Regions from separate parts of the Homo sapiens genome. Here region 1 is linked to region 2. A link is a loop called in an ENCODE intact Hi-C map of the cell type or tissue named here. Cell type or tissue: CD4-positive, alpha-beta T cell. All regions are shown on one strand. Each heading gives the region's core, and the rest is flanking DNA. Links, peaks and the distances in the headings are about the cores only.

Region 1 (3,822 bases), core at 412-2,911, 600 kb after region 2:
GTTAAATAGAGGGTTTTTATTTTAAAGAAATAGAGACTTCTCATAGGTTCCAGGGGCCAGAGGTATATTTAGGCCTCCCAGTGAAGGGGAAACAGGAAAACCATCAGGAGTCAAGGGAGCTACTCTATCTCTGATGTGTCAATTTGGCTCTGGTCTCTCCTTGTCTCTACAAGTATTTTCTCTCTCTCTCCCTCTTTCTCTCTCTTTCTCTCCCTCTCTCTCTCTCAACATAGCTATCCCCAAATGGCACCCTCAGTAACAGAAAATTATTTCCCAAAGAGATTAAGAGATCAACCAAGAACAAAGGCAGGGACTCCTGGCTTTCAGAAAAGATATTTTATTGCTTTTCCCTCTTCTAATATCTATATCCAAGAGAACAAAAATAAAGGGGTAGGAAAACTTCTGCTTGTTGGCATGACTTGCTTTGATGAAGGATGGAGCCTCTCCTGGGTGATAGGACCAGTTCGAATGGCTTTCAGACCCTTGCACACAGGGTCTGCTCACAGGATTCTGGTCGCTCTACTTTGGGTGAACTGTTTTAAGGTTTCAGAAACACACTTGAGTGTGATACAGCATTCAGACCCACAGTGGGGGTCATACCCTTTCCCTATGGATTGTCACCTCCCCACCCTTCTACACTCTGGGATTCCTGCCTTGACAGAGAGTTTTTATTTAGCATTAAATACCTTTTTTTTTTTTTCCTGGACACCATCTTAGATACCAAATTATGCTCAGCAATTTTAGCTAATATTCTTCTTTACCACATCTTGGACAGTTTGGACAGTTTCACAGATGTACATTTAGAATTTTTTTTTTAACACAGTCTCACTTTGCTGCCCAAGCTGAAGTGCAGTGGTGCAATCGCAGCTCATGGCAGCCTTGACCTCTGGGTTCAAATCGTCCTCCCACCTCAGCCTCCCAAGTAGCTGGGACTACAGGTGCGCATCACGATGCCCAGCTAATTTTTTAATTTTTTGTAGAGATGGGGGTCTCCCTATGTGGACAAGGCTGGCCTCAAACTCCTGGGCTCAATCAATCCTTCTGCCTCAGCCTTTCAGTGTTGGGATTACAGGCATGTGCCACTGTTCCCGGCCCTAGAATATTTTTTGACTGACAGAAAAATTAATAATTTTCAAGAAAAGATCAAAATAAAGTTGACTAGATCTCCAAAAAGTTGAGAAATGTCCCCCAAACCTCCAAGCTAACTAAAGAGAATCTCTGCCTCCATTTCCAACTTACCAGAGAAGACAATCTGACACTACTGGAGTCTGATTTCTCCCCTGAACCAGGGTCATACATACACTCTATTATAGCCCACCTGTGAGATGGTGACAATTCTCCAAAGGAGGATTACCCTAGGCATACAGACCAAAAGGCTTTAGAAGGAATTAAATTCCTGATAATAGCAAACAGTGATACGATCTCAAAGGAGTTTTGAAACCTCAAAGCAGAAATACCAAGGTGTGTAAGACAGGTCATATTGAGGCCAGAGTGAAAGACTTTTTTGTTCTTATTGTAAAATGGAATGTCCATGCTGGAATAAACAGTGAATACTCAGATTCAGCTGATATTTAATGGGGGAAAACTTCAACCTCATATGGTTTTATCTGTTCACTGACCTATGTTGTATTTTCAATTAAATTTCCTTGGGAAATATTAACTAGTTTATTCTATTGCTTAAACAAAGTGTTGTACATCCACAGAAATAGCAAAATATACTGCATCCTGTGTTAAATGATCTGAGGGTCAGGTAACAAAATCTGAAGAAAAGCCTAGCCCGGGGCCCCCTGCTGGTCCAGCAGACATCTGACATCCAAAAAGACAGTTGAGCAAATGATCTCTCTTCCCAGTTGGTGAATTCCCCACCTTGGGGGGCCTGGGGAGACAGAGCTGACAGCACCAGATACTCTCCTAGTGAAGACCTTCACATCCGTTTTTAGACCGACTTGAGAGCTACTGAGGAAAGAAATAGATGTGCAGCTCCTTGTTCTCTCTGGCAGTAGCAGGGGTCCCAGTTGCTGCAATATGGAACTGCTGGTGTGGATGTGGCAATAGCACAAATTGTGACATCTAGTGCCCCAGCCATGGCAACAGTTTCCTCACCAGATGATTTTTTAAAAACTGCTTTATTGTAGTATGATTCACATACTATAAAATTCACCCTTTTAAAGTGTACCATTCAATGGCTTTCAGTATATTTACAGAGTTGTGCAATCATCACCACAGATAATTTTAGAACATTTTCATCACCCCAAAAAGACACCCCATGCCCCTAAAGCATCACCCCTAATCCCTTCCACATCTCCCTTCCAGCTCTAGGCAAACACAAATCTACTCTGGGTCTCTACAGATTTGCCTATTCTGGGCATTTTATATAAATGAAACCATACAATATGTTTTCCTTTGTATCTGACTTATTTTACTTAGCATAAAGTTTTCAGGGTCCATTCATGTATCAGTACTTCATTCCTTTTTATGGCCAAATAATATTCCATTGTATGAATATAACCCTTTTTTTTGAGACAGGGTCTTGCTCTGTTGCCCAGGCTAGAGTGCAGTGGCCGATCATAGCTTGCCATAGCCTCAAACTTCTGGGCTTAAGCAACCCTCCCATCTCAGACTCCAGAATAGCTAGAACTATACCATGCTCAGCTAATTTTTAAATTTTTTTGTAAAAACAGGGTCTCGCCATGTTGCTCCGGGTGGAAATGATCCTCCTGCCTTGGCCTCCCAAAGTATTGGTTAGGATTACAGGTGTGAGCCACTGCACCCAGCCCACATTTTCTTTATCTCTTTTTATTGAGATGGAGTCTCGCTCTGTCACCCAGGCTGGAGTGCAGTCGCAAGATCTCAGCTCACTGCAAGCTTCACCTCCTGGGTTCATGCCATTCTCCTGCCTACAGGCGCCCGCCACCACGCCCCGCTAATTTTCTGTATTTTTAGTAGAGATGGAGTTTCACTGTGTTAGCCAGGATGGTCTCCATCTCCTGACCTCATGATCCACCCGCCTCGGCCTCCCAAAGTGCTGGGATTACAGGTGTGAGCCACCACGCCTGGCCTCTTTATCTCTTCATTAGTTAATGGACATTTGGGTTGTTTCCATTTATTGGCTATTATGAATAATGATGCTATGAATATTAATGTACAGATTTTTATGTGGGCAAATGTGTTCATTTCTCTCGAGTACATACCTAGGAGTGGAACTGCAGAGTCATATGGTAACTCTATGTTTAACTGTTTGAGAAACTGCCAGACTGTTTTCTAAAGTGGTTGTACAATTTTACATTCCTACCAGTGTTATATGAGGATTCTGATACTTCCGCATCCTCTCCCAACATCTGTCTTTGCCATCTTAGAAAGTGTGAAGTGGTATCTTATTGTGGTTTTGTGTGTGTGAGATTTTAATTTATTTTTATTGATATGTAATAGCTGTACATATTTTCTCAGTACATGTGATCATTTGAGACATTTTACAATCAAGTCAGGGTAATTAGGATATCCATTACCTTAAACATTTATTTTTTCTTTACCCTAGGAACATTTAATTTATTTTCTTCTAGATATTTTGAAATGTACAGTCAATTAATGTTAACTACAATCACCCTACTGATCTATCAAACACCAGGTATTATTTGTTCTAAGTGTATTTGTTTGTTTGTTTGTTTATTTGAGACAGAGTCTTGCTCTGGAGTGCAGTGGCGCAATCCCACTCACTACAACCTCTACCTGCTGGGTTCAAGTGATTCTCCTGTCTAAGTAGCTGGGACTATAGGCATGCACTACCACACTCGGCTAATTTTTTTTTTTTTTTTTTGTATTTTT
Region 2 (3,822 bases), core at 833-3,332:
TTTTGCGTCTAGCTAAAGGATTGTAAATGCACCAATCAGCACCCTGTCAAAACAGACCAATCAGCTCTCTGTAAAATGGACCAATCAGCAGGATGTGGGTGGGGCCAGATAAGGGAATAAAAGCAGGCTGCCCTAGCCAGTAGTGGCAACCCACTCAGGTCCCCTTCCGCGTTGCGGAAGCTTTGTTCTTTCGCTCTTTGCAATAAATCTTGCTGCTGCCTTTATGAGCTGTATCACTCACCGTGAAGATCTGCAGCTTCACTCCTGAAACCAGTGAGACCACAAACCCACCAGAAGGAAGAAACTCTGAACACGTCCGAACATCAGAAGGAACAAACTCCGGACACACCATCTTTAAGAACTGTAACACTCACCGCGAGGGTCCGTGGTTTCATTATTGAAGTCAGCGAGACTAAGAACCCACCAATTTCGGACACACCAGCACTTTGGGAAGCCGAGGTGGGTGGATCACCTGAGGTTAGGAGTTTGAGACCAGCCTGACCAACATGGTGAAACCCTGTCTCTACTAAAAATACAAAAAATTAGCCGGGCGTGATAGCAGGCGCCTGTAATCCCAGCTACGCAGGAGGCTGAGGCAGGAGAATCGCTTGAAGCCAGGAGGCAGAGGTTGCAGAGAGCTGAGATTCCCACCACTGCACTCCAGCTTGGGTGTGACAGAGCAAGACTCCGTCTTAAGAAAAAAAAAAAAGCAGCCCCCAAATCATTTCCCTTTCTAACAAAGAGCAGCCTGTAAAATCGAGCTGCAGACAGCAGCAAGCTGGAAGCGTGCACGGGTGAATGCCAGCAGTTGTGCCCATAGGAATATATGACCTAGGACTAGGAATGTTCAAAATGGTGGCTCTGTCTTCTCTTTTTGCCAGCCACGTGTACCATAAGGAACAGACAAGATGGCGCCAGCCCAGTGGAAAGCTCATTTGCATAACAAGATTAGGGTGGGGCGACCAGCTTTCCCCGGCCTCTATGTAAGTGTCACACCTGGTCAAACCAATATGTGAGCCCGGGTAAATCACACGCTGCCGCCTTCTCAAGCCTGCCTATAAAATCTGCGGCAATCAGCTGCTATTCTCTGTTTTCCAGCCTCTGTCACCCAAGGAGCTGCTCTCCTCTTTCCTTTCTTCTACCTATTAAACTTTACACTCCTTAACCCACCCACATGTCCCTGTCCTTAATTTTCTTGGCGCAAGATGACGAACCCCAGGTGTTTACCACAGACGATGCTGCTTCAAAATGATACACTAAGAACTTACCACTTCTGTGGCATTTTTACCAAAATTGCATCACCTCAATCTAATAATGATTAGAAATAAGACAAACACAAATAGATATAAACTGTTATTATTGTGTTTTATGCCCAATGTGGTAGGCATCTGTTGGTGCCTCTGACAGAGTCATTTCTCATATGAAAAACTTTAATATGGAAATGTTTTGGTATAATAAAAAATTTATTTTATGTAATTGTTTAATAGGTTTCTTTAAAACCAAAGAATAATAGCTGGCAGGGCATGGTGGCTCACACCTGTAATCCTATTACTTTGGGAGGCTGAAGTGGGAGGATCTCTTGGGTACAGGAGTTCGAGACCAGCCTGGGCAACATAGTGAGATGTTATCTCTCCAAAATAAATAAATAAATAAATAAATAAATAAATAAATAAAAAGAGAGAATAATAGCTGCTGATTGGTGATAACTATCCAAGGGTTAGAGTCTTTACATTCGCAAGGAATTCTATGCAGGGTGAGATTTTAAGCATAATTTTATGATGCGTTTAGATGTAGTAGTGCACCTATAGGTAGCCAGTTTAGAGGGGAAATTATCTGAAAATTGAAATTTTTATTCAAAAATCAAAACATACAGAATCTCCTTTCCGGAGCGTGTCCTTTTCTGTAACCACCAGGTGGTGCTATGAGCTTTAAAAATTACTCTACAAATGTTACTTTTTGTTTGTTTTTTTTTTTTTTTTTTTTGAGACGGAGGAGTCTCACTCTGTCGCCCAGGCTGGAGCGCAGTGGCGCGATCTCGGCTCACTGCAAGCTCCGCCTCCCGGGTTCATGCCATTCTCCTGTCTCAGCCTCCCGAGTAGCTGGGACTACAGGCACCCGCCACCACGCCCGGCTAATTTTTTGTATTTTTTTTTTAGTAGAGACGGGGTTTCACCATGTTAGCCAGGATGGTCTCGATCTCCTGACCTCGTGATCAACCCGCCTCAGCCTCCCAAAGTGCTGGGATTACAGGCGTGAGCCACCGCGCCCGGCCACAAATGTTACCTTTTTAGGTGGCATAATACCTGAACTCTATAAAGTGGAACCTTAGTGATATTCTCATCCAAAGTCTTTTTTCTTTTTTCTAAGAGACTTGCCCAACGTTACAGCTAGTTATGATGAGAGTTGGGATCAGAGTCCAAGTCTCCTGCCTCTTTAAAGTTGCTGGAGAGGCAGGTTCTGCAGACAGGAGGCTACAGAAGAATTTTTAAAAATACCTGCTAAGTGTTATACAGAAAAGGGATTATGAGGCCAGGTGCAGTGGCTCACGCCTGTAATCCCAGCACTTTGGGAGGTCGAGGTGGGTGGATCACCTGAGGTCAGGAGTTCGAGACCAGCCTGGCCAATATGGTGAAACCCCATCTCTACTAAAGATACAAAAATTAGCTGGATGTGGTGGCACTCACCTGTAATCCCAGCTACCTGGGAGGCTGAGGCAGGAGAATCACTTGAACCTGGGAGGCAGAGGTTGTGGTGAGCCGAGATGGCACCACTGCACTCAGCCTGGGCAACAGAGTGAGACGCTGTCTCAAAAAAAAAAAAAAAAGAAAGAGGATTATGAGGAAGAGCAGGCTTTCAACACTGATGGGACTGGCTTGTTTTACAAGGGCACTGGCAAACAAACCTATGTAACACAAATGGCATTTCAACTGACAAAAATGTTGAGACCGGAGGCTCACAAGAACCTCACTGTGTATTGCTCCAAAAGCTATAGTAATCACTAGTTCAATGTTTGGAGTGACTTCATAGATTGTGATTGCTGCAAATGATGAGAATCAACTCTACATAGAAATAAATGTAACAAAAGAAGTGCAATACTTCTGAAAACTCTAAAACAGTGTTGAACGATATTAAAACTTCAAATAAATGGAAAAATATCTCACTTTCATGGATTTGGAGACTTAATATTGTTAAGATAGCAATATTTCCTAAATTGATTCACTGATTCAACATAATCCCTTTCAAAATCCCAGCTGCCTCTTGCCAAAATTGACAAGCTATACATCTGTTTGACAGACCTAGTGCAATTACTGGGTGCTGCTAAGGTTCTCACTACAGATGCAAGAAAAAGGTGTCATTGTCCTTTCTGTCTGTCTTATTGTGGTAGCCAAGACTGAATAGAGGAAAACAGAGGAAAAATATGGACAGAGAAGTTTCGCAGATCAGAAATAACCTTGTAAACAGTGAAGAGCCTGTTTTACTCCAAACAAGAACCCAAAATTTGAGTATACATGAGAAGTGTTGAGAAATACCTCCTACCACCCTCACCTGGTTGATTACACTTAAGTAAAAGCTTGAAGGTTAAGACAATGAAAAGCAAGCCAGTTGGGGACTGTGGGGGGAAGAAATCGACAAGCTGATCCTAAAATTCATATGGAAATTCAAGGGATCTAGAATAACCAAAGCAATCTTGGAAAAGGAGAATGAAGTAGGAAGGCTCATATTCACTGACAGTGATCAAGGCAGTGTGAAAGGATAGACACATAAAGTCAGGCACAATGGCTCACGCCTGTAATCCCAGCACTTTGGGAGCCCAAGGAGGGT

The links. Hi-C counts contacts between places; a loop is a spot of excess contacts. Peaks named below come from ENCODE experiments on the same cell type or tissue, not always from the same donor. Only the 100,000 strongest peaks of a DNase experiment are listed, where the experiment ranks them.
Region 1: a loop joins it to region 2, with 4 times the contacts of the local background. A loop is called at or near these places in 2 of 110 quality-filtered maps.

Annotation. Positions count from the first base shown.
Region 1 is chr5:79,701,083-79,704,904 of GRCh38, reverse strand. The region is part of intron 1 of CMYA5 (cardiomyopathy associated 5); the gene reads right to left. Among named protein-coding and RNA genes, the nearest start is that of CMYA5, 13 kb to the right of the region's middle. In CD4-positive, alpha-beta T cell, for the core only: a CTCF peak has its summit at 1,777 (motif pointing left); DNase peaks (open chromatin) are centred at 1,794 and 2,054.
Region 2 is chr5:80,305,824-80,309,645 of GRCh38, reverse strand. It overlaps LOC124900204 (small nucleolar RNA SNORA31), which reads left to right and starts at 3,278; the gene lies at 3,278-3,411. LOC124901015 (a long non-coding RNA gene) reads left to right here and starts at 144. Exons shown (of 2, transcript XR_007058841.1): 1 at 144-459; 2 at 882-1,169. In CD4-positive, alpha-beta T cell, for the core only: CTCF peaks have their summits at 1,682 and 1,884 (motif pointing right); a DNase peak (open chromatin) is centred at 1,914.